Regions from separate parts of the Homo sapiens genome. Here region 2 is linked to region 1. Evidence: read pairs that join two places in POLR2A ChIA-PET (ENCODE). Cell type or tissue: MCF 10A. All regions are shown on one strand. Each heading gives the region's core, and the rest is flanking DNA. Links, peaks and the distances in the headings are about the cores only.

Region 1 (16,178 bases), core at 3,375-11,374:
GGAGACCAAGCTGAATTAGAAAGTGTCTTCTACCTCAGAGCAGTGGGAATTTTAAGGAAAGCAACACTTCCAGAAGAGTAAAAATTTTCTTAGTTCACAGGCTGTACAAAAATAGGTGTTGGATGGCTTCAGCCTGTGAACCACATTTTATCATAGATCCCTGACCTACAGCAGACTCTGGATCAAGGAAAGCTTCGCCAAGAATGTGACACTACCAGAATTTTTTTTTTTTTTTTTTGAGATGGAGTCTCGCTCTGTCGCCCAGGCTGGAGTGCAGTGGTGCAATCTCGGTTCACTGCAAGCTCCGCCTCCCGGGTTCAAGCCATCCTCCTGCCTCAGCCTCCTGAGTAGCTGGGACTACAGGCACCCACCACCATGCCTCGCTAATTTTTTTTTTTTTTTAAAGTAGAGATGGGGTTTCACCGTGTTAGCCAGGATGGTCTTCATCTCCTGACCTCGTGATCTGCCCACCTCGGCCTCCCAAAGTGCTGGGAGTACAGGCGTGAGCCACTGCACCCGGCCGACACTATCAGAATTTTTAAACAATAAAGTCACCAGTCTGGGAAAAAAAAGTCTCACAGGTGTAGGGATTGGGAAAGACATTTCAATTTGAGGAAAAAGGCTAGTATAAAAAATGGTTGGAAACCATAGGATTTAATGTCATTCTGTAAAAAGCAATTTGGTAAAAAGTTAATATTTTAGTTTTTCTAGTATTGATAATTTTGGTGGACTAAGAATATAAATATTGTGTAGTTTCTGTATGGTCTTTTCTTTTTAGAACTAAAATGGTGTGTGATCATTAAGAAGGATCAGAACACACATATAAACAAAAGAACATAAAGAACCCCATTATCCCATCCACACAGAACAATTACTGATAACTCCTTAGTACATATCTTTTATTTAATTTTTTAATTTTTCTGAGACAGACTCTCGCTCTGTCACCCAGGCTGGAGTGCAGTGGTGCGATCTCGGCTCACTGCAACCTAGGCCTTCTAGGTTCAAGCGATTCTCATGCCTCAGGCTCCTAAGTAGCTGGGATTACAGGCATGCGTCACCATGCCTGGCTAATTTTTAAAATATTTTTAGTAGAGACGGGGTTTCTCCATGTTGGCCAGGGTGATCTGGAACTCCTGGCCTCAAGTGATCTGCCCGCCTTGGCCTCCCAAAGTGCTGGGATTACAGGCATGAGCCACTGTGCCTGGTCTAGTGCATCTTTAAAAATTCTTCTCAATACATATTTGAACACACACATAACTATTTTTTTCTTCAAAAAGAAGATAGTTTACATACCATTAAGATCCTATTTTATTTAAGCAATTTCAAGAACTGTTGGATATTTAGATTATTTTGATTAGCCCAGTCTCTGGTGTTATATATTTTGTTTGTCCCAGCTCTTCCCTTAGTATTTAGCTACTGTAACTTTTAACTTTTCCAAAAGCCCTTAGAAGAAATGATTTAGCTGTGACAAATCACAGCTAAAAAGCCATCTCCCAGATAGATTAGAGTGGTGTGGCATCATTGTGGTACACCAAAACTGGAAATTAGGTTTCAACTAAATTGTCATGTTTACCAAGTTTCTGTGAGACAAATTATATGACAATCTGAACCACAGAGCATGTATTTGTAAGATGCATTTTTAAAAGCCAGTACAATTTTATCTGAATAAGAAGGCTGATATGGGCTGAGTGTCACAGGAGTCTGTCCTGAGCAACTTAGTGTAAGCTAGGGAATGTGGACTTAATTATGAAAAGCCAAGAGGAGCATCAAAGGAGCTCAAGAGGAGAAGTGACATGTTATTTATATAGGTTTTAAAAATATGACTTCTGTAACCAATAGAAGAATGGATTCAGTGAGGCCTAGGCTGGTGGTGGTAAGACCAGTTAGGAGACCACTGTAATGATCTAAGAACGAAGTGATGCAGACTGAACGATGAACTCTGTGTAGGTGTGAAGAGGCTGGAACAGATAGAGCAGAGACTAGGAAAGCATAAACTCCCCAGAATTTGGTTACTAGTTAGCTATAGGGGGCGGGTTGGGGGAGGGGGTGAGCAACAAAAGAGAGGAGACTAGCATGACACTTGTATTCCTAGCTGGGCCATCTGGGTGGTCCAAAATGGCATAAAACGGAGTAGGAAATACAGCAGAAGCAGGTTTGGGAGGGAGAAAGATGAGTTTAATTTAAAACACATGGTGTCTGAGGTGCCTATCCATTTGAATGTGTGGGTCTAAAAACGTGGGGGTGGGATTTGCGCTGGAAGTAAGGATATGCGGGTCATGTGTTATGAATGGTATTTAAGGGTAGGGGTTTGGATAAGGTCACTCAGGAAGAGTGTGGAGAATGACAGAGGCTGAGTATGACCAGAGAGGGCAGAGATAAGCCAGTCATGTTGTAGAGCAGAGAGCTATATTACGAAAGGCGGGGTCAACGGCATAAAATGCCTCAGTGAGTCCTAGAGCTAGAAAGTGTTTACCTGAACATTGACCTTGGTGAGAGCAAGTTCATGGGACAGTGGAGGTGGAAATCAGATTGTAGGAGTGGTGTGGCACAACTCACCAAGACGAAGAGTGTAGTGCAGTCCTTCAAAAAGTGAGCACACTGCTCTGGTGGAGACTCAGAGGTTCCCCAAAGTCTCAGGATAAAAAAGGCACATCTTCTAGTATATTATTTGACTTGACATGAGAAAAAACATTTCTCATATAAAGGTATATAAACTTATATCTAAGATCCAAATAAAGTCAACTGAAAACTTAATTCTCTCCATGACAGCTCAAAGTGTTATGCAAGATTTCTGAGAATTCCTGGATGGAGGGGTGGGGGCTGGAGTCTTGCATGCAATTCCTGGATGGAGGAGTGGGGGCTGGAGGCTTGTATGCTCATGGTCCTCTTTGGTTTCATACTCTAAGCATGCATCTTGCAAACTCATGATTAATGCCACTATTCCAAACTACATTGACCACATCAGCCCTCATGCTTAACTTCCATAGACTCAACACAGCATGAAATTTTGGGAAATGAAGATGAGGTTGAGATTACAGCAACATAAACAACTTCAAATTGAGTATTAGATGCCCTATGACGAAAAATCCTCTGGCTAACACCACCAGAAATTTATTCCCACTGGCTATTTTGTTTTCTTGTTGGTTTATCCCTTCTTTCCTCTTCTCATGATTCTGCTTCATTACCACTCTCCTAGATTACTCTTGAGAATCCCAAATTCTTTCACTCTTTTATGTACTGCAAGTTCAGCTCTCTCCACCCTCCTCCCAAAGGCAGCTCTAGCTCTACCGCTGCATACCCAAATGGGTCAATATGACCAGCAGGTACATCTTTTATTTAATAGAAGCCACTCCAAAGTTGTAGTTGTGAAGAAAATTTTCTTCCCTTTGGAAAATGGTACATCTCCTTGGTCACCACAAAAACCCTTGCTAAGTCACTCATAATCTGTTATCTGGACTATTGCATCGCTGAGGATGCCTAACTGGTTTCTCCATCTTCATCCTTTTTTTTTTTTTTTTTTTTTTTGAGACAGGGTCTTGCTCTGTTACCCAGGCTGGAGTGCAGTGGCATGATCACGGCTCATTGCAACTTCGAATTCCTGGGCTTAAGTGATCCTCTTCACTCAGCCTCTCGAGTACTAAGGCTACAGGCATGCGACACCATGCCCAGATAATTTTTAAATTTTTTGTAGAGATGGGGGTCTCATTGTGTTGCCCAGGCTGGTCTCAAACTCCTAGACTCAATAAATCCTCCTGCCTTGGCCTCCCAAACTGCACTCCCAAATGAGTGCAGGTGTGAGCCACTGCACTTGGCCTCTGTCTCCATTTTTATTCACCGCCAATTTGTCTTCAACATGCCAGAGTGATATTTTTTCCAAAATTCGACTCCGATCACATCAGTCACCTGCTTAAAATTCTTTAATAGTAACCCATATTCTACAGAATAAAGTTCATATTCTTTAGCATGGTAAATATGATTCTTACCATTTTTCTGCCTCATCTTCCAATGCTTGTCCTCAGGTACCCTGTGCTTAAGCCATATTGAGTGACTTGTAGTTCACTGAATGAGTGATGGCCCCTCTTGACACACATCTTTACTTATATCATCTACCTGTTTGGAATTCACTTTTCACTCTCTACATCTGGTTAATACCTACTCATCTTCCAAAAAACACTTTGAAAGATGAGTATCCTATTGACCTAAGGAGATGGGGAAAAAGGCACGATTCAAAAGAGCCTTTGCTCTTCTCCACACTCTCCCTTAGGTGACCTTATCCAGGTCTCTATCTTGAAATACCATCATACCACATGACCCCCAAGTCTTTACTCCAGCACAAAATCTACCCCTACAATTCTAAACCCACACACCCAAATGGAAAAGCACCTCAGACACAATATATTTAAAATTGAACTCCTCCTCTTCTTCCAAAACCTTCTGCTATATCCCACAGTCCTGCATATCACTCACTGGACAGTCTTCTCTATCCCTATCCCTCCTGTCTTCCCACTGGACAGTTACCTGTCTTTGATTTCCACACACTCAGCATTGATGAGGAGTTTTAACAGAGCGCTTGCCACATGAGCTGTTTAGGGACAGTAGCCATGTCTGATCTCGTTAGTGCTCCAGGGCCAAATACATTTAATAAATGTTTGTTGAATAAATGAATGACTCCAAGAAAATGCACACCACTCACATGGTGGTTTTTATGATAATGGGATTTTGTATTTCTGATATTGTACAATGGCTACAATTTGCCTGATAGAAAATGCCTCTGGTTCATTCAACACCTTTAGTCAGCATGAAACTTGGCTCTTGCTCCTCAAACACCATACCAGCTTCCCCACCTTCTTGGTTTTGTTCACAGGGTCTCTTCAGTTCAGAATTTTCTTTTTAACATCTCCTTGGGTCAATAAGCTACTCATCTTTCAAGATTCACTCTTATAAAATTTACCTGTTCCATTCTTCCCTCTGAGTCTTCTTTATCCTTCCCTCAAACTTTTCTTTTGGTACCTACTATATTTTGCATTGCATTATACTATTTGTAGACGTGTCTTTTTTTTTTTTTTAAAGACTGAGTTTCGCTCTTGTTGCCTAGGCTGGAGTGCAATGGTGCAATCTTGGCTCACCACAACCTCCACCTCCCGGGTTCAAGCGATTCTCCTGCCTCAGCCTCCCGAGTAGCTGGGATTACAGGCATGTGCCACCACACTCAGCTAATTTTGTATTTTTTAAGTAGAGACAGGGTTTCTCCATGTTGGTCAGGCTGTTCTCGAACTCCTGACCTCAGGTGATACACCTGCCTCAGCCTCCCAAAGTGCTGGGATTACAGGCATGAGCCACTGCACCCGGCCACATGTCTTATCTTCCTACTATCCTACTGGATTGATATCCTGGGAATCAGGCACTATATCTTATGTTCGTGTCTTGAAACAGCAAGGTCTCAATACATATATTTGATTAGATGGAGATAATTAGCTACTCAACAATAGTGAAGTGACATCATGACAGTACCCTCTCACCACTCCTCCAGTGTGGTCAACAGTGGTATGGGATGCTTTTCCATTGTGCAATTACTAGATATTACATGAACAGTGCTGCTCAGCTATAAAGAAAATCCCAATCAGTCATCCCTTTTGGAACTTCATGATTGAAAATATTTTACTGTTGAAAACCACACAATTAGATGACATGTTGACATACTAAAATGTTTCCAAGCCAAAAAAGGAGGATAGGTGTTAAGTATTTTACCCTCAAACACTTTTAGTATATTACTGGACTCTGCGGTAACATGGTAAGTGCCCAAAGTGAACTCCTAGAATTGCTGTATTCCATGGCTTCTACCTTTTGAAGAAAGATACTGAGATCTATAGATCAATCTATGGATCAGTGGTGGGCAAGCCAGATAGAAACGCCCAAGTCAGAAAACCAACAGCCCACGTGGATGGTCAGATGTGGGTGGACATGCAATCAGCAAAGAGCAATTCTTGTTAGGCAGGACAGTCATTACCACCTGGCCCTTGTCGTAGTGGTGGTGATGGAGGTGGGTGGATGTGTGGGACATGTACCCATGGGGTCCAACCAGAGCAAGAAGTGACCCAGACTCTGGCAATGGGGCATAAGGCACTTGACTACCACCCTTGACAGGGCAGGACTAGGGCAAGGGAAGCTATACTGCAGATCTGAACTAAAGTACAGGCAGGGAGCTAAAGGAGTGGCTCAGAGGGGATGGTTGGAGTCCAGGAACAAGAGTACTAGTCACTGGTCCTGTTTGAACAGTTCAAAAGAAAATGGCCTAGAGCTCCTTATAGAAACAAGGCTCTCCCCAGTAGAGGTAGAGGGATTGGAAAATGATGCAACAGGAAAGGAACGTATCGAAGTCTTGTCTTGTGTGTAACAAATCACTTGTCTTCAATTTTGCTTTTACTTACAAATACTTATTTTGAATGCAAAATTTTTACATTGATCAAAAAGGATTGTGGTTGAGAAATGAGGTTCTAGAGGCAAGACTGGCCCCAAAAGTCTAGGACAGGGCAGGATCTATGCATGGAGGCTAAAGGGCTCCAAGGAGCATGTCACTAAAGAGCCGCCAACGTAGGCATTTCACTCTACCATCTCACTCTAACACTGGCACATTTTAGGGCCAGAGTTCTAAGAATATCTACATTCACTTGTGCTGACCCTCCTCCCTCAAAGACTCCACCCCTTTTCTATGTGAGATCTGGCGGCAGAGGTCAGGCTGTGTAGTCAGGAATTGCTGTGCAGGCTTCAGTTGGGAGGGTGTTTGGGAAAGTTAAGGGTTGACAACTGGAAAATGCAAGTCTGGTTTCTCTAAATAAACTATTCAGAGGTGAAATTATAATCTTTAAAACCTTAACTCTTTCAGTTCATTAGACAAATTTGCAATCTAAAGCTGAGGGTTTCATTTAGATATATCTGTTTGTACACTGACAATGCTGCATGAATTTTCAGATGACTAATCACTTGTTCCAGATTGAAACACTGTGTGATTAGCTGTATAGCCTTTAGAACAAGTTAAACAGTTTGTTAGCAACACAACTTTTTTTTAAGCCATATATTTAGAATGTTTTAAAAATTAGGCATGTTATTGAAATGTATACCAATCTTCTCACATCAAAAACTGTAGTCACTAGCACTAACTGCTAAATGTCTCTTTCTCCCTAAATAGAATCTCAGAAGATCCACTAATCACTGTTACATAAACACAAAAACAAATGATCTAAAGTCACTCTCAGGTTACAGTTTGCAAGTTGTCCTTCCTGAATTTATCGTGAAATAATTCCCTGTCAAGCTGGGGGTGGGTTGGTGGCAGCACCCAGATTAAACCAATACATTCCTGTGAACAAATTATCCAACAAATAGCAGCTCAAAGGGATGCTTTACATTGAGGCAAAACTGGAAAAATACAGCTTTTTTTTTTTCTTAAATTACATTTAAGGGGAAGAGTCAGAGGGAAAATATATTGATACCTATTTGTGAATGTCTTTCTAGAAGTTATACTTCAATCTTCTGCAGTTCTTGCTTTTTCAACATGTTAGCAATTGAGAGTTGTGGTGACTATGCAAGAAACCAGCAACAGCTGAAAATATCACATTCAAGAGGAGCAAAGTAACACCAACTTCTTCTCTAAATCCTGCCAAGAATTTCTGGTGACTCTCTGCAGAGACACTCATAGAAAATTTAACAGGAATCTTGACCTGTTAGAACTTGCTCGGATGGATTACAATCCTTTTGCCTCAGAAGCTGTCACTAATAAAAGCTGTTTTTAAAGAAATACAAACTTTTTTTTTTCTTTTAAGCAACAAATCCAAGTTGTTCCTGACCTCCTTAAATTAAAAATCACCATTGGGTTCATTCAAAAGTATAAAATAAATATGAAATACTTAAGAAGACACATTGGCAGAGATTACTCTAAATTCACAAAGAAAACTCTGAGGTAATGCCAAATAAACTGTTATGTAATCATTTATTAAGCATGTGGGATTACTCAAACATACCAGTTACCTAATCTTTCAAGTGGAAAAAATATTTCATTGGTGGTGAAGTAGGGAATGGGGATCAGGGATGAGCAAACCAGATAAAATATTTTAAAAATTCTATTCATGTACTCCAAAAATCTGGGGCTGTTCTAATCTTAAAACTTGCCTCAGTGGCTGCTGGTTTAGTTGCATGATTATAATGTATTTTCCTTTCTGTTGCATATTTTTTTTTAAATCAGAGTGTGACAGCATTTTTCTTTGGGTCTTTGCATGTGCATAAGCAGAAAAATCCCAAGCCCTCCACATTTGAAGTAGATATTGGAATAACCATTTTATTTCTGCATCCAAACCATCTCTGGTGTCTTAATGCTACCTGGTAGGCAGGGTACTATAGTGGTGAAGGGTTTGTATTAAGACAGACTTTATTTTGAAGCCCAGCTCTGACATTTACTAGCTACTTAAATTTGTGCAAATTATTTAATCTAAGTTTCATTTGCTTTGGCTGAAATATTGTGATATCTTGCTCATATAAACCATTTCACATAGCGTGCAACACTTAATAAGTGTTCAATAAATACTAGTTAGTATTATGAGAATTCTTTTCAACATGATTTTCCTCAAAGGAAAAACATTTTGGTGATGAAGGTCTGGGAATGGGGTGAGTACAGCCATGGGACTTTTGGAAGTCCCTCTAAATGGCTTCATCACCGTCATGAAAAAGTAGTCCAGTTTGAAACTAGGTGAGAGCCCACATACCATCACTTCTGTAGAAAGGAGACAGGGCCAGAAGATGCCACCCTCAGGAAGTCAGAGAGCAGTCTACACTGGGAAATGCAAACTAAGTGGCTCAACTGTGCCCTCTGGAAACTGTATTTTAGAAAAATATCACTATGGACTGATACACATATTGCCACTGCAAAGTAGGATGAATATTTGAAGGTGTTCTTGTTACTACTAACAAGAAGTCCATGAAAGTTTCACTGTGCACCCATCCTCCAATATCTACTCACTTACAAGTTACAGAACCCATATATGAGAAAGCAAATCCTCCTCTGTGCATTTTATATCCCCCCCATTGCCCTCTTAATACCTGCACCTGAAAACTAGTATTCATTGCTGTAACGGGAGACAGAAGGAGGGAATGGCAGAAACTATAAAACAAAATTGCATTGGATAATTTCTCCGAGTTGTAAGAAGAATGAAGGTTATTACCATAATATTCAGAGAAAAAGTAAAGCAATGCTTTGAAGTAGTAACTGAAGACTGAGAAGCAATGCCATAATTCTCTGAAACCTGTTGTTTCTTCTAGTTGTCTGTTCAACATCATGCAGTTTCTATCTTTTGAGATCCTGCAGGGAAAAAAAATGCCATTGGAAATTTAGGTTTTGAAACCAGTTGAGAAAAAGAGTTTTCTGCATTTTGAATTTTATATAGCATGATTTATGTTCCTCCATAAGAGAGCTGGAACAGCTCTAGCAAGTTGCCTAATCCCACTGCCAAGGTGCATATTTAGTCAGGCCAGTTCTTCCACAAGAAATAGATATTCGTCTAAAATGCCACCTCCACCTACATTTCTCTCAATAGCATGTTGGACACACACTTCTGCATGTCCAAAATTTCATGGTTAATGGTCCCTTTTTCCAATTATAAGAGAACAGATGATTTAGCTTTGACAAAATGATTAAAGGATATGTATTTCCTACATCAGTGACTTAAACTCTCATATTTAGAAATAAATTATGCAGCAATTTGATATGAACCATCCTGCATAAAACAGCCTGTAGTCACCAAATCTTTCAACTAGCCTGTTTTCACCACTGAACCATTATCAGTCTTGTAGGTAAGAATTACAAATATGAATCTCCTCCTTACCCTTTTGTTTCACCAACATTTTCCCATTAGATTAGATGCTGAGTGCAGTCATGTAAACCTCCCAAGAATCATGACCTACGGATAAAAAGCTACTTCTCGACCTAAGTGGAGTCAGCCACAGAATAATTTATGCACTAGTTCCTTCTCCTTGTACTTAGCAAGTTGTTTTAAATTTCCACAGGTCATGGTGGTTCTATAAATATTTTATATACATCAATATACATAAATGTTCTTGCCCATGCATACTAAGGCAATCTCTAAATAACATCAAGTAGCTCCAAGACTGGCCTCTCCAGTGACCTGCTAAAGCAGGCTTTGTGTTTTTGCACATTTGGAAGTGGCCTCAGCTGTTGGTACACCCACACACACACACAACCAGTGTATCTCCAATAGTGTGTCAAACTTTTCCAGCTGTCCTTTACTTGTCCACCAATGCATGCCTTTTGCCATTCTTTCACAATTGGTCATGTGCACAATTTCTATCCCAAATCCTACTGTGTCATGTGCACTATTTGTATCCTAAATCCTACTTAATATACTATAAAAACTTGCTAAGGAAGTGACAGAAAAAAAAAATAAGCCTGACTTCTCAATGGGACTTAGCATTATATGGTCACATGAATTTCCTGTATTACCCTGATCTTAGAGATGTATTAGTACATAGATTTGTTTTATTCTGGGGTCTATTTCCAACTTACAGTAATGATAATCATTTAAAATAGTTTGTTTCAGTATAGGACATTAGAGTAATACTTGCATTCAAGTGCATTTATCCATTGACTCTGAAAATAAATCATACTTCTGGAAATTTCTGAAGACTCAGGAATATTAATTAGGAAAACATTTCCTTACATTTCTGTTCTTTCTTGCTTTAGTCACCATTTCCTATTAATATTTAAGAAACTTGTATATTTAAAAGCTTTCTGGGGAAAACCTTCAAAAAAAATTCCTTTACAGTTTTACAATGCCTATCTCTACCCTCAATTTTGTGGAAAATCTTACCAATGTGTAGAGCGATAGTTTTTCACAAGTTGAAAGATACCCCAAAGTTTATTATGTCAAGCAGTTCATATGTAGGATCATTACCACAATCCTAATATCACAAGGCAAGACCAAGATACAAAGATAAGGCTACATTGAAGTGTTAAGCTGCCATGCATTGGAAAGGGCAACTACATTTCTTTTTTCTGTGCATATAAGTTACCCTATCTTTTCCAACAACCTATCAAATACCATTTAACAGTAGCACATAATTAGTGAAGTAGGCTTTGCAAAGTCTTTACAGAATCAAAACTGAACTCAAAGGCACAATCTATTTGTTTTTCCTAAGCTGGTCGAATGATCTTGGTTAGTGATTTAGACAATTTGGAAACAAACAAACAAACAAAAAACACAAGAAAAATACCGTGATTCCCATATCAAATCAGTTTTTTGGCTGTTTTGAGTTTTTGGAAAACAAAGTGATGAAAGTGCTAAAGCAAACAGGGTGCTAAAGGGCTCATGTAGTGTGCGCAGACTACCTCTTTTTGCACAGTCTAACTGGTCTAAACCGTGTCAAGTTAACGCAGTATGTTGGCTATAGAACTTTTGCGTACTGGTGCGGATCTAAAGCAACCATCTGGCTCAGAATCCACTTGAACTTCCTAAACATCTCTGGGCAGCAAGTCCATTATAAGCATGTTCTATAGCATCCAGATATTCAACCATGGCCAAAGAAAGGCCTCTTAAATGGAATCATAAGGCCCATTTACTGGTGGTTTGGTAAGAATGTGGTTGAAATACTAGGGCTATGCTTGTATCTACAGCAAAGTTCAGAAAACTTAAAAAAAAAAAAAAAGAAAAAGAAAAGAAAAAAACCCTTACACTTGAATGGTCAGGTGTAGTTTTGAGCTTTAGCTGACAGAATTAAGAGAAAGTTTGGCCCTTATGCATTCACATCCTTGCTCAATAAACAAACAAAACACAAATGAGTCTCCTCCTCCAGAACTAGTTTTTGTCCCTAAAAATGGAGATTCAAATGCATTTCTTAATTCTACTTGCTGAGCATTCCCCAATCACCACAATATGCTTAGGAACACACTCTCCTTTCTGTTCTCTGCCTCCTTAGATTCCCACCCTGGTTTAAAAAAAAAAAAAAAAAAAATTTGGTCAGACGCTGATTTAAAGAACTAAATTATACTTGCCTTTAACACAACTATAGAACTGAGACATAAACAGCTTTGTTTTCCCATAGTTAACCGGACATGATAATGCCTTTTCATTTGTTTCTTGTATTTGTTTCACAAATACGAGATCCACATTTTATTTTCCTGCCTCTTTTCCGGTAAGGTTGAAATACATGCAACCAAGTTAGGATCTCCCTCTCTCTCATCAATAATAAAGCCAGGAAGTTGGATTTGAAGCATTGTTTGTCCTTGTGGTCCTTGGAAGAACTCCCGGTCTTTAAATTGACAGTGCAGCTGTTGATCAAAATTATTCAGAAAATTAATATATTCTTAATTTTCTGTCAGACAAGTTGATTGTAGACTTATGAAATACTTATGTCTAAGTAAAAACAATGCCTATAGTTTCTGTAAGAAACTAACAAAAATAATTTGGATGTAGAATGAAAAGCTCAACCTCATTTCAACTCTGTACTAGATGACAGAAGTGCCCTGTGATGACCAAATGCTCGGGCAATGTAGGGTGACTGCCGCCAATGAGCCAAAATACAATCACATGCATCAGAGTCAGAGGCTGGCTCCTCAAAACAAGCCAGCTTTTCTGGTTAGAGATGGACATAGGATGTTGGCGGCATCTATCAACACCCAGATGATATGAGAAAGGGTGACATTTGTAGCCATATACCTTTCAGAAACAAACTAAATCTGCATTTATCCTTAAGAAAAAGAGAAAGGCATACAATAGGATTATGGTGCATGAGAAAGAGCAGCTGAACTAGTCAGATCTGGCTTCTAGTAGATACTTTAACCTCGGGCAAGCCCCACAAGCACTGTGAATATGAATGAGGACCCTCACCTGCAAAATTAGAGAACAGGCTTGGTGGTGTCCACATGCCTGTTCTCATGTAACTCATGTAACTCAATGGTCCAAACGTCTTTCATTTATGAAATAAGTATTTTAGATTTAAATGATGTAAATGTGGGTGGGGACCTATCCTATCCACTGTTGTATCTTAATGTCCACCACACATTTAGTTCATAATATGATATTGATGCTTAAAAAAATCCTTAAAATTAGGCTTTGATGAAAATCTTCACACATCTAGCAACAGCTAAGACAAGACAAAATTTAGGTCATGAAATGCTAAGCAATTCAAGACAGAAAATAGTGTTTTGTTCAAGTTCCATAATGCAATCTGATACTGCTGAAATTGAACTTGCTGTTAAATAGAAACATTTTTTTTTAAAAATCCTAAGGTAGATTTTTTGTGGTTGTTAAATAATTCAGGGACTACTTCAAGTTTACTAGAAACGCCCCAATACACAAGTATCTGATTAGACTGAAACCACCTATAAATTACAATCTCAAAATAATTTTTACTCCAATAATTTTTACTCAAAAAAATTTACTCAAAGTTTTACTCAAAATAATTGTGTGCTATCTTATCTTGACTTGTCAATCTTGATGGTGTGCATGGCCAATTTAGAGTTACACTGGACTTGTGTAATAGTTAACACTGTATCAACAGTTAGTTAGCACAATCTGTGATGCTTTTCTTTTTTTGGAAAAACCTATGGCAGATGCATCCGGAGACAAATTTTTCAATAGGCTCCTCACGGCAATGGAGGATGCCAAGTATCACATACAGAAGTAAAGGCAGTAGCTGCAAAGCATGTTCTCTAACATATTCATAACAGTGTACTATACCTTTCCTAGAGGCTTCCTTAGAAAGCAAAGTTTTTTTTTTAATCCATGAATAAATGACCAAGAGATTATAAAGAATGCTGTGTTTTGGAGGTGAGATGTGACAATGTCAATAAATGTGGAAGGTAAATTTCCCAACTTTTCCATACAGGCTTTTCTATTGTACTATAAATAAGCCTTATCTCTATATTTGTCCTTTAGGAACTCCGTTTCTAAAACAAGAGTTATCTCGGGAATCCCCTCTGTTGATTAGATAAAAATGACCTGACAGAAACAATTCTTAGGCATCTTTAAAAAATTATTTTAAAAGTCTAATATATTCTTAAGTGTTCACATTTGTACAACAGAAACAACTTTTTAATAGAACGTATTACTCTTGAAATGGTTGTTAAATTTGGCCAAAGCTCTTAAAAGGAATTTTGTAGCATCCTACACTCTGAATTCCGCAACTCAGTTTAATCTTCAGACACCCACTTGTGCCAGGGTCAGTGAAACAGAAAATTCTATCTATCAAAAACAGAGTTTACCGTTTAAAATGAGCACCCTCTTTGATATCATTTATTAAAAGCTACTTATGTCCCATACAAACTGCTATATTTGGCATTTATTGAAACTACCAATAAACTCCAATATCATTCTGATTTAGAAAACTTCAACATTTCTGGTATGTGGAAGAGTTCCAAACAGTTTGACCTTGCAATGTCAATGCTCTGTGAACGACAGCAGTGGCTTCTAGGGGAGCTGCTGAGCAGCTGTCATGTTTCCCAACAGAACAGGGTGCAACATTCTTCTGCTCACCATGTTTATTTAATGGCACACTCTAACTCTCAGGGCATGCAGTCTGCTGAAAACATCAACCATTATCATTGATCGCTCTGTACCCTTCACTATACAGTTTAAAAATTTTAAACCTATTTTACTCTCTTAACAATAAACACATGAAACACATTATTTTATTCTATTTGGGTCAAATTAATTTTATTATGCTCCATGATGAATTGCCACCAGTGCAACATCCTATTCACTATACATTTCAAAAAAAGAATTCACATACTAAACAAAATTTCAGTTGTCTGAAAATGAAATGATTGAAAGTCTTTATGAATCTCATACATACAATATGTGGCTAGCTGAAATTGTCTATCACGTAGCATTTAGATATAAAAAGCCTCATGCTAGTTTGTTAAATGCAAAGGCTACCAGACGACCATTTAGCTGGAGAATATACGGAAGGCTTTCAGACAACGCACAGGTATAGTGCTGCTCACAGTGCAGGATGGTAGAGGACTGAAACATGCAACCTTACACCTTACTTGGTAAAGCAGATTTAGTCTTCATGCCTGGACTGAACTCCACAGCTGCTGTGTTTCAACCAACAGTAATTTAGACTTTTTGTAACAACAACCAATGTCTTTTTCTTCTTTAAGAAAAAAAGAATAAATTAATTACCTTTGGCAAATTATATATCCATTTTACATGTTTAAAATTGTGCTTTGAACTCGAAGAATGGGTACTCTCTGCTGAGAGAAGTTCCTGATAAATATATATTATACCAAAGTCAGCTGGAAAATCTAGAATTTCTTGGCCACAAGTTAAGAGAGATCTTAAATTGGCATTACCCTGAAGACATTTCTAGGAAATTTAAAATGTTTTTTATATTGTCAAAAAGAAAAAATTTTTTCAATTAACATTACTTAAAATAATTATAATGTTCCATTTAACTTTTGTACAAACTCCTGATTTTATTGGTTAGTAGTTGTCCAGCCTCATCTGCACCAGATTGACTGAGCTCAAGCCACAATAAAAATGATAGTAAGTAGAAAAAGGTTTCTAGCAGCAGAGGGCACTGTTGTTGCAAGAAACAAAAAGTCTAGAATCTTTCCCATGTGCTTAAATTACTCTTGCAAGAAAGATAACATTCTTTGAATAACTTAAGTATTTTACTGCACCACTTACTGCTTTCAGCAACAAAACCTTTTAAATTATTTCTTATGATAACTAGATGCATGATCACTAGAGATTATGTAATAAATGGTTAAAATTCAAGCCACATCTTGCAGGTCCAGCCTGTCAAGATCTGCCAATACGAGATTTTGGTTGGTACAATTCTAGATAGCGTAATTTTTAGTTGGATATTGTGACTATAGTAATGAAATACATTTGGAACTACATTATGCATATTACTCAATGTGAGAAAAATATGTTTGTATTTAAATCAGATAATTTTCTACCTAAAATTTAAAGTAGGTAGGTATGATAATTAGCATTATAAATATGAAACAACCACCTTTAGGCAGATTAGTGTAGTGTAGAGAGGCAAAGAAACCCTAATTTTAACACACCATTTAGTATGCATAACAAATGTGCAGGTTGTAAAGTTTTATCTTTAAAAAAAAAAAATCTATCATTCAGTTATCTGTTCCAAGAACTCTGACATTGGGA
Region 2 (16,178 bases), core at 2,703-10,702, 96 kb after region 1:
CGCAAGCTGAGGGAGCCGGCTCTGGCCTTGGCCAGTCCAGAAAGGGGCTCCCACAGTGCAGCGGCGGGCTGATGGGCTCCTCAAGCGCGGCCAGAGTGGGCGCCAAGGCCGAGGAGGCGCCGAGAGCGAGCGAGGGCTGCGAGGACTGCCAGCATGCTGTCACCTCTCAATGTAAGATTTGAGTTCCTTACCATGACATGTAAGGCCCTTTAATATCTCTTCCTTCCAGCAGCTTCAGCCTCATCCTCTGGTAGCTGCTCCTCCCACCTCCAACCCCTCACTCAAACTTTACACTCTGTCAGTACTTGTAGTTCCCTGAACAGGCCACGCTTTTCTCACACTTTATTCCCTCTCCTTGGAATGTCTTCTCTCCTGTTTCCCCCAGTGTGTCTCTCAGGCAAGCTTTCCTTCAATAAATTAGTTTGTTGTTGTTTTTTGAGACAGTTTCACTCCAATGCCCAGGCTGGAATGCAATGGCAAGATCATGGCTCATGCAGCCTTGAACTCCTTGGGCTCAGGTGATGTTCCTACCTCAGGCTACTGAGTAGCTGGGACTACAGGAGCGCATCACCACGCCTGACTAATTATTTGTAGAGAGAGGACCTCACTGTGTTGCCCAGGCTGGTCTTGCACCCCCAGGCTCAAGCAATCCTCCCACTTGAGCCTCCCAGTGCTGGGATTTTAGGGGTGAGCCATCGTGCCCAGCCTCCTTCAATATTTATGTTGGGTGTTTACCACCTCAAGAAGCCTTCTCTGAATTTCCCGGGTGAGTTGTCCCTTGTTCCTCTGTGCCCACATTGCAACTTGCATCTAATCCCCTCACAGCTTAAAATGAATTGAACTTATTTGTACTTATCTGTCCCCTCATTTGACTCTAAGGAGATGGATCCTGACATTTACAATTACATGTCCCCGAATATGTATGTTTTTCATGAAGATGATCCTCCACTGCCTAGCACAGAGTCTAGGGATCTCAGTAAGAATTTGTTGACTAATGATTAAAGCATATAGTAGGGAGAAGGGAGGAAAGAAAGGAATGGAGTGAGTGACGAAGGGAAGATGCTTGGGAGTTTTAAGAAACTTTCCTTGTAGCTCTCTATCTCTTTTTCTGCTAAATAATCTTGGATCTCCCAATGCTAAATATTTTATTTTAATCATGGCTGAAACTTCTGTTCTCACCTGTTTGGATATAAATGCCAAAGTCATCCTCTGTAGCCAGGTAAGTGCCTTGAAAATTCTCCCACCTTCATTGGAAGATCTTTTGCCAGCTACCAGCTTCCACTCCAGTTTTAGTTCTTTTTTATGGACACTCTTGATCCATAACAATCTGATAAGAAAAGAAAACAAAATTTTCTTTTGAAAGTGACAGTGATGCTTAATGATAGAAATATATTCAACCAAAGTGTCAGATTGCCCAGCAATAACATATTATAATTAAATAGTCTGTCTAAAGATATTTCTATTACAAAAAAATGCAACATTAAGTACGTAACAGCTACTTATTTTGGACATTTTGTTCATCAGTCAGAATATGTGTTAATTTTTAATTAATAAAAATCAATTTCTCAAAGAAAAATATATTTCTGGAAGTTTTTGCATTTTAACTCTTTTGAGTTAACAAAGCTATCAGTGATAAATAAAAAAAATTGTCACTCTGAGGGTGAAGAAAGATGAAAAGATGATAACAGAGATGCTTTGTCTGTATAGAAAAATGTTGTTCTCTAAGCAAGTTTCTAAGAAGGGTTAGGGAAGAGTTTTTGTGTCAGTGTAGGTAAGGAGAAAAATAGCATACAATTAACTATACATTAGGGATTTTTGCAAGTCAAGAGTTTAAAATGTAATCTTTAATTAGGTAGAGAAATCCCCACTCTTCAGTGTATTAGGTATCTCAGTTCTATGGGAAATGTGGTATGAAAGGGAATTTAAGGTCTGTTACTCTAATAATCTGACCTTAATTCCCTTCTTAGTTTTCATAAACTTTTCAGAAGTAAAATCTGCTAATGAATAGTTTGTATTTTCAAAATTAATGCAATAGAAGGCAAATATTTATGCAATAAAAGAAAAAATAACTTTTAAATATTTATTTTATCAGAAATTAAAACTTAAAGGAACATCTGCTTTTGTAGTCTGCCTTTCTGTAATCAGCATTTCAACTAATCTACTACCAACACAGTGCATCTCTTTATCTTAGTCTTCATATTTATTAAACCAAGGCTATGACTGAAACTACTTTATACCCCAAAATAGCAAACAATATACTCTTCCTGCTTCCTTAGTAAGAGAAACCATTGCCCCAAGGACATTTATTCCCTGGATATGTTTATTCTCTGGATGTGTTCTATCACTCTCTCATGTGAGATTAGGTTTCATTTATTATTGTTTTACTCTTCCTTAAGCTATTTGAATTTCCTCTCCGAAATATGCTTTAGAAAGCCTAACTTCATATCTTTCTCTCGTTTATCTCTTGCTGTCGTTCCATTATGTTACTTGTTCTTTTCTTCAAAAACTATTCTTGATTTCCCACTTTCCCATTCCTATTCCTATAATTCCTAATAGAAAAGGCCTACTACACTTGGATTTCTAACAATGTACATTCTGTACTGAGGGACATTACGCTGGCATCTTACCTATTATGAAAGGTTCCTAATTGTAATTGCTACAGAATTCTTTGAATTACCAAAAGCCTTTTACTTTTTCTCATTAATAATAGTTGTCTTTTGTTCTCTTGATTTTCAAAGCATATGAATCCATTAGCAATATATAGCACCAATATTCTAAAGCCACCTCAGATAGCTAATTGTTTGCTATTCAGCTACTTTCAAAACCCAGTAAGAGATGTGGGGTTTACGAGTTTTCAATGTAAATGCTCATTGAAACCCCCGGGTAACCTAAGCTTATTTTTTTCTTTTCGTTAAATTAGATCCCTGAAAGGCTGCATGGTTGTGCCATATTAACTTAAATTTTATAGAACCAGTTGTACTAAAGTATATTTTTAAAACTGTTGACTTAATGGAAGATTTTATAAGAAAAAACATTAAAAATTTCCTTTTATATTGATGGTTTTATTTGATTATAAAACTATTGCTGAGGATATTCTTCTTAAGTAATAAAGGTTAACAGTCTTCATATAAGTACTAAATGAGAAATTTGTTTTGGAATTTGCCTGCAGAGAATAAATGGGTTTTCCAGAAATATTGACATAATTTTTGTTTTCTGATGATAGTTATAAAATAACATATTTCTCCCCATTTCCTGCCCCAACCCTGACTGCTAGGTTACTCAAAGCAAAACGTGATATACAATCACATTAACTATGTCAATGCTTTTAAAATTTTGGACCCTTGCATGATACCTTCATGATGTTTGCCATATCCTTATATTTCCAGAAGAATAATTTATAATCTAATTTTAATCAAATCATGTTTTTACTTTAGCAAATGTGTCTTATAAGAACATTTGGTTATGATGTGCAGCTATGTATTTAATTCACATTGAAATAGTATTAAACTATCAAATAAAAAATTATATATGTTTAAAATCATCTTACTATCAGTAGTACACATATATTAGAAAACATTAAATTATGTTAACTTTTAGGATTGGCTTATTTTGTCCTCATATATTTGGTTCTGATTTTTCTATTTAATAACTTTATCGTATATGCCTCTCATTGCCTCAAAATATCTTTGCTAAAAGAGACTTTTGGCTGCAGGTGGCAACAATTTAAGTGTAGTAGCTTATGTTTTATTATTGTTGTTGTTTGTTTTGTTTTGTTTGGTGAACTGGATCTATCTGTTCTAATAATGAAAAAGTCCAAGATAGACCTCTTCAGGCTTAGCTGGATCCAGGGCTCAATGACATCAGTAGGTCTCAGTCTTTTATTCTTCATCTTTCAGCTTTATCCTATGAAGCCACTTTTGGACAGACTCCATGTGCTGGCTCCCTGCAGCTCCAGGACATATCACCAACAAGCTTAGCAATAATTTCAGGAAAAACAAACAAGCAAAACAGGACAAAACAAATAAAAAAAACTCTTGTCTTTTCTACAAAGAGCAAAAAAGTCTTAGGTCTGGCTCTCATTGTCCTGACCAGAGTCATGTCCCCATTACTGAACCAATCACCGTGGCATGACATTGAGTTAGGTTGATACAGCTTGAATCATGCACCTATAAGAGATGGGTCAGTTCCACCCACACACATATATTAATAGTAGAGTGGATAGTCCTCTAAAGGAAAAGAGAGGTTTGTTTACCAGTGGTAGGGAAAATGAATGCCAGATACTAAAAAACATCAGGTATGCATCACAAAGTAGGGTTGCCAGATTTAGAGGGGAAATAAAAAGCAGGACACCTGAGGACATTTACAATTCAAATAAACAATGAATAACTTTCAGTATAATTATGTCCCATGCAACCTTTGGGACTGCTTACGCTAAAAAAGTATTTGTTATTTATCTGAAATTCAAATTTAAGTGGGTATTCTGTATTTTATCTGGCAACCCTACCACAAAGGTATGTGAATAAATTTAATTTTTAAAAAATGTAAGATTAAGATTAACTTTAAAAGAATAGGAAAATAAGTAATCTCATATTAGGCAGCCACTTCATCCATCCAGAATCATAGGTGCTATAAACATAACTACAGTACTACATAACCTCAGTAAAAATAAATAACATTTACAATCAAATTGCCATTATTAAAATAAAAACCAAACAATTCGATCTCAATAATGTAAGCAACCTGTTCTCACTTTATTTACATGGGTTTGGTTGATATAATTTAAGTATCTATATTTTGTACTTTCTGGTTTGTTTATCTGGTAAAGACCTATCTTATTAGGATATTTCCACTTGTTTAGCACTCCTGAAAAGTGAAACTATAGGGCATTTTGATTACATTTATTGGGCAATGGCTACTACAATATTGCCTCGATTCATCCTCAGACTCAGAGACTCGGGATGTTTTTTGCTTATGATCATCTGATAGACTTGTATAAGGTAGGCCGATTCATCAGTCAGTGTACACTGTACATCTGCACCAACCTTATGGCAGCACTTCAGCTACCATTTGAGGAGGTACATCTCCTGTTGCATGTAATCTTGGTAGTATTGTCAGTCCAGTGTCCTGCAATCTTTGACCAGGTGAACATGTGACACAACTCAGGCCAGGCAAACAATTTCTCCCTGAATTTTGAGTTTCAAGAGGAATTACTTTGGAGCCAAGAAAAGGAGCTGGTTCATTCTGATCAGCTAGCTGAGGAGATTGTCCATTGGTTACTTTTTTTTGCTATGATTCCAGGCAAATGATGTTGCCCCTGTTTCTGTCCTAAGATTTGTATGAGCCTTTTAATAATTTCCTTTTTGTATGCCACAGTCTGTTTCTGTTTTCAGAGACCCATGAGCATTTCTAAGTAAAGGTAACATTATTTTGACATTTTAAATTGTATTTCTCATGTCAGCTTATAAATTCAACGTAAGAATCTACCAATACTGAAGTAGAATTTTAATGATATCATCACAGGGAGAGAAACACAAGTGAGTTCATTACCTATGTATGTTTAGTCTTCTTTTTTTTCCTAAGTAGAATTATGGGTTCAAGCAAGAGGATCTATCTTAATTTACCTTTCTAATTGTGTCAAGTACATGTTCAAGACACAACGTAAGGCTCTTGGGAAGATGTAAAGATTAAAAAGCATAGTTTTGGATTTCAATGAGTTAATAAAGAAGGTTGGATTCCGTAGGAAGCCAACTTTGGGATGGAGTTTAGCAGTTAGGCTGTGTATAGGAGTGTTTATGGGACCTGTACCTGTTAGAGAGAGGGGAAGGAGGAAGCAGGAGTAGGCAGAAGGAAAAGTTAAATTTGGAGCAGACCCAGCAACAGTTTTGCTGATCCAAGGAAAACCTCTGGGGTTAGAATGGCCCTTCAGAGTATTCCTGACATTGTGTGAATTAGTCATTGTGTATGAGCTGCCAAGAAAGGGGCATGACCTTGACTGAGGTGGCTCTCTGCAATTGGAGCAATACCGAAAAGGCTGGCAGCTGATGGCTTCTGCCAACAGCCCTTCCAGCATGGGGGAAACAAGTCCTCCTGAAGGAGGATCTTGGTGATGCATCACAGTGTCCACTACAATTCACCGTCAAGTGTAAGAGACTACACAATGCAAACATCGGTCTGCTCTATAGTTTAAACAGTCCTTTTGTAAATAACCTCATAGAGTAATAATAGCTGCCTCAAATCTGTAAGTGAAAGAGACTTGAAAAAAAAAAAAAAACACCGTTAAACAAAAAGTTGACCACTTACTAATCCTGGGTAAAATGTGATATGAGGACTCGTGGATTTCACAGACCAGTGAAATTTCTCTCAGCAACTGAAATAACAAACGTGTGGTTATCAGCTTTTATTTTCGCCAAGTAAAGTTTTTTTTTTTAAACAATATTTAAAAAGAGAGGATATTTTAATAATAAAAGGCTGGGCATGATATCAGAATAAAGTTTAAACTAAATAAATATTCCTTTATAAAACGTTCACCTACATTGTTCATTTCATCATGGACAGGAGAAAAGTTTGTCACTGATGGTTTGTCTGTGAACTGACATTTGGAAATCATAACCATAAGTGGGCTATAAAAAAAAAATCCCCTTTGGGAGGCCGAGACAGGCGGATCACGAGGATAGAGACCATCCTGGCTAACACCGTGAAATCCCGTCTCTACTAAAAATACAAAAAGTTAGCTGGGTGTGGTGACGGGCGCCTGTAGTCCCAGCTGCTTGGGAGGCTGAGGCAGGAGAATGGCGTGAACCCGGGAGGCGGAGCTTGCAGTGAGCAGAGATCGCGCCACTGCACTCAAGCCTGGGCGGCAGAGCGAGACTCCATCTAAAAAAAAAAAAAAAAAATCCTGCCGTGGAAGTTCCAGGGAAGACCTGGGAGAAAAAGTAACATTAAAGTTGGAAAGATAGGTAACAAGATGAGTCAGGGTGGAGGTTTCTAGCTGAGTGGACAGTGTGAACAAAGGCTCAGAGATGGGGAAGAGCAGGGCGTAATCACACAATGAAGTGTAGTAATTCTGCTCAGGGGAGCATTAGTCATGGAGAGGAGTGTTGAGAAATGAAACTAGAGTACGTTGGGGTCAGATTATTCAGCAGACAATAGGAAGTAGTAGAGATTTTGGGGCAAAGAATTTACATGATCCGAGTTGTGCTTTAAGAAAAGTAATTTATCAAAAAAAAAAGGTTTTATATATGACATATGCTTAAAATGGATTACATGGCAGAGATTCTGTGTCTTATTATGAAGCAATTATAGTCCGTGAAAGGCAAAAAGAAGATATGAATTAGAGATGGGGTACTGAGAATAAGAAGGAGGAAATGAATGTAAATACGGTAGGAATAGAACCAGAGCTTGGTAATTTATTGGAGGGCTTCAGGAGACAGAAGAGAAAAAATAATGGTAGTTTCATTAACAGAAAAAGAGGGTGAGGAAGAGATAGGTTTTAGAAGAAGATAAAAAGTCCAGTTAGTTCTAAGCATCCTAACTTTAAATAATCTACCCTGGGAAGAGCAGGCTGAAGAGAAGATCTATTTCTAAAAATATGTTTCCTTTCCTGATATAATATCATGGATAGTTGAGCTTCAACTGACAAATAAATAAAGGCAGTCCTCATCTTGCTTGGTACGATGTTAACTGAATCTCATATTTATTGAAATTATTTCCTCACTATTCACTGATTCCAAATCTCAGTCAACATGGTATCATGCAAAATGAGGGATACAGATTTCAAAAACTACATGTACGTGTTGCTGTATCTTAGTACTAATGATATTTCAGACTGCATAATTCTTTGTTGTGGGGCTGTCTGTGCGTTGGATGTTTAGCAACCTCTCTAGCTTCTACCCACTAGATGCCAGTAGCATCTAGTATCTGATTTCAGTTACCCAGCTTGTTATTCTCTTCAGCTCATCATTCACATACATTGGCAACCTTATATATTTTTTCCATAGTGTTTCATCTCACTAATATCTTGTTGCAATTTAAAACCTTTTAGTTGTTATGATATTTTGGCATTTTTGTTATGGGTAGTTTGTACATAATACCAATTACTTGACTTATTGGTTAGTGTGTGAACTTCACTGGCCACAGGGTGCCTAGGTTAAACATTATTTCTGAGAGTGTCTGTGAGGGTGTTTCTGGATGAGATTAGCGTTTGTTTTCTTTGCTTGTTTTTTGTTTGTTTGGTTTGAGGTTTTTTTTTTTTTTTTTAACTTACCCATCCATGTAGAGATTAGCATTTGAACTAATGGACTCAGTAAAGTACATTGCCCAAGATGGAGGGCATCATATAAACTGTTGCGGGTCTGAGTAGAACAAAAGGGAAAGGGAAGAGAAATTAACCACTTTTGCTTCCTGCCTGTCTGTTTGAGCTGGGACACATCACCTTGTCTTCTCCAGCCCTCAGACTGGGATTTACACTATCAGCTCCCCTGGGTCTCAGGCCTTTGAACTCAGACTGACTGACATCGGCTTTCCTGAGTCTCCAGCTTGCAGATGGCAGATCATGGGACTTCTCAGCCTCCATAATCATGTGAGCCAATTCCTCATAATAAATCTCCTTTTTTATATATAAAAAGGTGGAGACCCAGGAAGTTCAAAGCTCCAATATGTTTATATATTTCCTACTGGTTTTGTTTCTCTGGAGAACCTTGACTTATATACTTGGATTTGGATAGAAGTCACTAAGGCTGGAAGCAGAGTGATTGGTGGATAGATTCCCTGGGCAACCGCAACATCCCGTCGTGGTTCAGGCAATAGTGGGCATCTCAATAGGTGGCAAGAGCATAATCATAATACCCATATACCTGAGACATGTGACACTCTGGCATCTAGACAAGTGACACATGGGACTTGTCATCTGAGAGGCTTGTGCACAAATAACAGGATTTCCAACCATTGAAAACAATGTTTCTGTTACAAAATTTCAAACGTGGAGACTAAAGTTAAAATAGACAAAAGGGTGCTTCATCTTAGTGGTAGCAATGAGTAAGTAGGCAAAAAACTGAGACCGAAACTAGGAATTAGGGACAAAGCAGCAATCCAATTATCTGATGCATGTGGTGTAGAAATTGTGACTTGTGGAACAGTAAATGAAACCTGTGGAAAGTGAAGCATCTTCGAAATGGAATTATAGAAAATTGTCTTAAAGCCAAGCTCTTCCTGATGAAAGCTGCTTCTGTGCCTTTTGCCTCAAGTCAGAAGGAAGTGGGGTGGGGCTGAAAGATCAAAAGCTGCAGAGGGCCATCCACCAAGTGAGGGACAAGGACACTGTTAGCAGATGTTACAGTTAAAAAACGAAATCTGATGTCAGACCAGACTACACCCATGAAAAAGAACTGATAGTGCCAGCTATTCATGGCACACCGCATTGTCTCTCCTAAGATTCAGTGGTGGTCTTGATTTGTTTTCTTTTTCTTTTTTTCTTATGTCATTGGAACTTGTATTCCATAAGAATATTTTTCTGATGGTTTAAGTCTAATCTTGCCCATGAAAGCTACTGGAAGTCTTTGCTTTTTCCTGATTCTTATTCGCACTTCGTTTTTGCTTCTTTATATTTTATAGTTAATTAAGGAGTTTTCGCTGTTAATGCAACAAATAGTCCAGGTGCTCTTCTTGTATGAGTTCCTGTTTGTGCTCTTATATGGGAAAAAACATATAAACTGTGGTTTATCAGATTTGACCTATTTCTACATTTTAAAAAAGTAAATATTTACTGTTTCATTTATTTAATACTTATCTATTTATGAATAATAAGTATTCTTTGTTATTTTCCTTAATTATTTCCTCTTTTCTATGGAAGAGTAAGATAAGAATAAATTAATTGCTACCTGAAATTACATTATTGGTTTTAAAATTTCATATTAATTTATACTAGCTCAATTTGTACTAGTTCAAACAGGAATAACTACCGGGTACTTACATACTTTAGGGATAGATTTTATCTCACAGAATGTTTTTACATAATGTATATTTTTTTACATGGTATTAGCTGTTAACAATTCAATTTTACCTTGGGGTGTGTGCATGTGTGCATGCGCATATACGTTTGTGTGCATTTTCTTTACAGGAACCAACTCATTGAGTCAGACCTTTACTGTTTGCTTAATTAAATTCCTCAAGCTCATGATTCAGAATTCAAACAATATCTCAATCTAGATGGGAATTTTTAATTTTTCAGATTGAACTTTCTTCTTCTTAGGCAATGCTCATTCTTTGTTTTCACCTCTCCCTCAAATTTCCTGCTTCTTAATGAATTTAATTAGTCAGTCAGTCAATAATTCCATATTCATCCATCCATTCATCAAACATTTGTTTTACACTCTGTTATGCATGGCAGTCTGCTAGGCAGTGGGGGGTCAAGGGTGAGTGAGACATGGTCTCGCATGTTTAATTTAATTGTATTTTATTTTTTATTTTTGTTTTTTCAGAGGTAGAATCTTGTTCTGTTGCCCATGCTGTAGTGCAGTGGCTTGATCATAAGCTCACTGCAGCTTCAAACTCCTAGGTTCAACTCCTGGGTTCAAGTGATCCTCCTACCCCAGCCTCCCAATTAGCTGAGACTATAGGTATATATGACCATGCCCAGTTAATTTTTTAAAAACTTTCTAGAGACATGGGGTTTTGCTATGTTGCCCAGGCTGGTCTTAAACTCCTGGCTTCAAGCAATCCTCCCACCTCGGCCTCCCAAAGTGCTGGGATTATAGGCGTGAGCCACCACCATGCCTGGTCACATGCTTAATTCTTGCTCCTATGTTTTGCTCACTGGGTGTGGTATGCTCCTTTGCCTTGATCTTCAATTTGTCACAAAATCTTGTCAATTTTCCTTTTTTTTTTTCCTGTGAAATCTGTCCTTTGCTGTTCTTTGCAGCCTCTGTTACCATCCTAGACCAGATATCTACTATAATTGGGATAGCGGCAACTGCTTATTAATGGATCTCTCTTTTTCCCCTAATTCATGGTCAGTGCTGCAGTCATAGGATCTCCTTGAAATGCAAAGCAGACTTTGTCTCAAGCCACTCAAAAACCCTTCAGTATTTTTTCATTTCCATTACGATAAAGTCCAGATTCCTAACATTCCTCAAGGCTTTTTCTGATCCGGCTCACATAGATCTCACCTGCCTATTCAGTTCCTTGAACATGTGTTCTCTCACCTCTGGGTCTTTGGAGGCACTTTCCCTTCTGACTCTTTATGTCGATATACTTTATCTCTCACCTTCTTTGCCATGCTTTTCCTAGCTAATTCCAACCAAATTTAAGTCTCAGTTTTGCACTCACTACTTCCAGGATGCTTTCTCTGGGTTAGGTATCTCTTCTATGTGTACCTTTACCACAGACAGTACTAAAATTGCTTATTTTCTTGTTCTATGTCCCTCTACAAGAAACTTAAGAGCAGGGAAAATATCGTTTCCACTCTGGATACCTGGAGTCTAGCTTAGTGCTTGTTGCATTGTAGGTGCTAAGTAAGCACTTGATTGAATGAGACAACTCATGAAATGTTTTAAGAGAATACTTGCACATCTTTTAAAAATGCCTTGAGAGGCCAGGCATGGTGGCTCACGCCTGTAATCCTGGCACTTTGGGTGGTCAAAGCAGGAGGATTGCTTGAGGCCAGAAGTTTGAGACCAGCCTGGGCAACATTGCAAGACCTCATCTCTACAAAAAGTTTAAAAATTAGGCATGGTGGCACATGCCTATAGTACTAGCTACTCAAGAGGCTGAGGCGAGAGGATTGCTTGAACCTAGGAGTTTGAGGCTGCAATGAGCTGTGATTACGCCATGGCACTCCATACTGGGAGACAGAGCCAGATCCTGTCTCTTTAAAAAAGAAAAAAAAATGAAAGAAAAAAAGTGCCATGAGAGTTCCTATTTTATATTCCATACTAAAGCTATATATATTGAATATCAGAAACAACTTGTTGTTAGTCTTCAACCACATCTGGAATAAGACAAAAACTACAGCAAAGTCACTCTGCTTTGTACCATGTATAAAATGCTGAGTGCAGTCCACTTGTGACAAGGACTTGATGGACTTGATGTAGCCTTCTTCATTCTAATCTCTGATTTTGGTTTTATCTTTATTTTTCCTCCATCTTTAGATGTCATCTTTAGATGTCTTTAGATGTCATCTTTCCTGTCATCTTTAGATGACAGACCAAAAGAGTTCCCTACTTTTTTTTGATCATTCTCCAGATGAATCTTTAAAATGACACACTACCCTAGGCAACTGGTGTAACAGGAAGCCCCCTAAACCAGAACTTGGAAGACCTGCAGCTATCTGGAAATATAGAGCAGACCACGTGTGTTTCAAGTTTGCAAGCTCAAACTGGCCTGGCCACTTTAGCCATCTGGAAAATCAGAGGAATTGGATTAGAGAAGATTTTTTCAGGCACACCCAACACTTGCCATCTATAATCCATTTTAAATAGGAATTAATTTAGACAGTTTCAATTTATATAAAAGTTTCAAGAAAATGTCTACTGCATAAAGTAAGATATCTTTCTGTATGTCTCTGCTTATACGGCAAAGATCTCAGCTTTAAAGAGGACTGTGCCTATTGCTGGGACTCAGCATGACTGGGTGGCATTTGGGAACTGGTAGGATAAGCCTAAGAAGAGCGTGATTTCCATGGATTGATTGGGATGAAGACTTTCTGGCTGCAGGAAGTCTGAGGAAGCTTTATGCATGGGAGCCTGGGAGCTAGAAATCAATGCAACGATGGGCGACATGCTGTCTCTTTCTTGATCTTGTATTAAATTATGGCCCTTTGGGGAGAGGCATGTTAGGTGAAAGCTGCAGGTGTGTGGGTTTTTTGTTGTTTTTTGAGATGGGGAATCACTCTGTTGCACAAACGAGTGCAGCAGTGTGATCATAGCTCACTGTAACCTCAAACTTCCGGGCTCAAGTGATCCTTCTGCCTCAGTTTCCCAAGTGGTTGGGACTACAGGTGGGCATCACCACGCCTGGCTAATTTTTATTTTTATATTTTGTAGAGATGTTGTTTCGCTATGTTGCAGTTGGCTGCTCCCGAACTCCTGGCCTCAAGCTGTCCTCCCACGTTGGCCTCCCAAAGTGCTGTGATTGTAGGTGTGAACCACTGTGCCTGGCTGAAGGCACCATTTTCATGAGGGAAGATGAGGTTTTGGAGAGGGACATGTCCTACATTTTGGGGCAGCACACACTACAGCACTGGCACAAAGAGTTGTGAGGTGCTCTTTCCATCTCTACACTGCAGATTTGGGATATATTAGGAAACATGTCTTTTGACAGTGATGATGCTTCCCTTCAAGTGGCTTCTCAGCCAAGGTTGGTGAAAGGATTGATTGATTGTGACTACAGGCAAAATACCCCTGAAAACTCTCAAAAAATAATTACGGTGAAGGGGAATTTTGCAACAGACCATTATCCTGGGAAATACGTAGGAGAATAAGAAGCTCACCAAATTCAAGTAATTACAGTTAATAAAAACTCCTTGGCACTCCCAGATAATGAGACCATTTTGAAGCCATACGCCACCACCATTGTGTAATTTTTATGAAAGAAATTCTCTTACCATTATTTATTCTTGCTCTGTGCTGAATGGTAGCCACTAGCCACATGTATCTGTTGTCTACTTGAAATGTGGCAGATTTGAATTGAAATGTGCTATAAGTGTAAAATACATACTAGATTTCTGAAACAGTATAAAAAAGAATGTAAAATATTCCTTTTTATATTGATAACATATTGAAATAATAATGTCTTGGATATATTGGGTTAAATAAAACATATAACTAAAATTATTCATATGATTCTTTTTACTTCATTTTAATGTGGCTAATAGAAAATTAAAAATTATACATGTGGCTTGCATTATACTTTTGTTAGACAGAGTTGACTGATATTTAACATTTAAGTGCTAAATCATATGCTGCTTATTTTACTTTTTAATTCACACGTGCAAAAAGTTTTGGCTTGATAAAATTATACACTCCTTGAGGATAGGTTCTGTGTTTCTATTTTTCATTATTCCAGATGCTTAAGCACTGTTAGCACCTGATTTCGCTATATACTTGTTGATTTGAATTAATTTAAAAATATTTTTTTTATTTCCATAAAACTGTGAACCACTTTTAGATGGTGTCCTAGATAAGTGCATTTTGATTATAAACAGAATTTTGTATTGTTATAAAAAGCATTCAATTCAGAAAATGTGCTAATGAATAACAGAATTATTTTAATTCCATCATGAGTTTATTTTTCCATCTCCTTGTTTTATACTTCTAAAATGAGAAATTTAAGAAAGAAATCAGGGCAAAATTCTTCGTTAGTTTTTTTTTTTTGCTTATTTCTATAAGGTTTTATTAATTTATAATTGAGAGAAATATTAACTGAAGTTCTAAAATTCTAAATTATTTTTATTTTAACTACTTATTTTGAAATAATTTTGTCATAGAAGGCTTGTAAGAACAGCACAAGACAACTCCTATATACCTTTCAAGCAGATTTATCAATTTTTTTTGCCACATTTGCTTTACCATTCCATACCCATCTTTCTATCTGTCTGTCTGTCTATCTATCTATCTATCTATCTATCTATCTATCTATCACCTATTCGTATTATTTCAGGAGTCATTTGAGAGATAGTTGCAGGCATTATACTTCTTTACTCCAAAATACATCAATGAGCATTTCCTAAGTGTATTCTTTTATAAAATCATAATAAAACGATCAATTTCATGACATTTAACACTAATTCAATGCAGGTATCCATTATACAATACATATCTAAATTTTGCCAATTGACGGGGGTTCAATTCAAGATCACGTCTTACATTTAATTGCCATGTCTTTTTTAGTTTCCTGTAATCAAGAACAGTTTCCAGCCTTTTTTTTCCTCTTTTATCTTTCATGACAGTATTATTTTTAAGAGCGTGGGCCTCTTAAATTTAAATAATTTTTCATTGTTTCGTACGATGTCTTTTGATGTGAGTTTCCTAGTGATGAGATGCAGGTTATGAATCTTTTGGCAGGAGCACAACAAAAGTGAAGTTGTGATCTCGGGCGCCACATCAAGAGCACATGATGATAGCTTCCCATTTTGGTGATGCCAGCTTGATTAAGATGGTGTCCACAGATTTTTGTACTGTAAAATTTCAGGTTTTACCTTTGTAATTCATAAATAGTAGAGAGACACTTTGACAATTGAAATATCTAAATATTCCTTTTCAAATTTTTACCTAAATTTTTAGCCCAGATTGATGAATCTTACATGAATTAATTACACTTCCTCATACTCTTTAGCCAAAGCAATATATTGCAACAGTTTAAATGCCAAGTAGATATGAGAATCCAAATGAATTCTATTAAGCAGACATTGAAGAGATTTGTAAAAATGTAAAACAATGCCACTCTTCTCACTAGCTTTTTTGTTTGTTTGTTTTGGAAAAATAAATATATTTACATACAAATATGTTACCCATGTTAATATGTAAGAGGCTTATATAAGATTCCAGATTCCACATTTCAACTAAACTTTATTGTTATTTTAAAATGAATTAATAAAGATTTTAAAAAATTTCTCAGTATTAATTTCTAATCTAGTAAACATCAATAGATATAGCCCACATAAACCAAAGCTCTCTAAAGTCCTCAACAAGTTTGAGAATAAAAAGGGGTCTTGAGAAGAAAAAGGTTAAGAACTATTGTCCAAGACCAAATGAAATGCTGATATGAGTGCTACAACCTAACATTTCTCGGGGCAGTGACAATGAAGGAGAATTGAAACTGAGATTTCCAGAGTGCTTGCCCTTTGGACAAAAGCATCTTTAGGAAAGGCCTGATATTTTCCATAGAACATCTTTAATAATGCACATAATGTAATATTTACAGGTGAAATAATATGATGTCTGAAATTTGTTTTAAAATAATATAATGAAAATAATGGTGATGGTGGTGGTAAGGGTATAGATGGAATAAGATTGTGCTGTTAATTATTGAAGCTGCATGATTGGTTCATGGGGATTCATTATAAAATTCTATTTTGAGTATGTTTGAACATTTTCAAAATAAAAAAAATTTTAAAATTTTCATCTCTAGGTAAACTTTTTAATAGTATAAATTTAGGAGAGAATCAAGCTTAATTTTCTCAGATG

The links. ChIA-PET counts read pairs that join two places held together with the same protein. Peaks named below come from ENCODE experiments on the same cell type or tissue, not always from the same donor. Only the 100,000 strongest peaks of a DNase experiment are listed, where the experiment ranks them.
Region 2: POLR2A ChIA-PET joins it to region 1 with 5 read pairs; 1 of 35 experiments calls an interaction of 5 or more read pairs at or near these places.

Annotation. Positions count from the first base shown.
Region 1 is chr7:123,667,251-123,683,428 of GRCh38, forward strand. WASL (WASP like actin nucleation promoting factor) reads right to left here. Exons shown (of 11, transcript NM_003941.4): 11 at 14,693-16,178. Among named protein-coding and RNA genes, the nearest start is that of LMOD2, 19 kb to the left of the region's middle. In MCF 10A, for the core only: no CTCF peak of the experiment used is centred there; DNase peaks (open chromatin) are centred at 7,691 and 7,981.
Region 2 is chr7:123,763,566-123,779,743 of GRCh38, forward strand. It overlaps a transcript of HYAL4 not described here. Among named protein-coding and RNA genes, the nearest start is that of WASL-DT, 22 kb to the left of the region's middle. In MCF 10A, for the core only: no CTCF peak of the experiment used is centred there; DNase peaks (open chromatin) are centred at 5,996 and 7,036.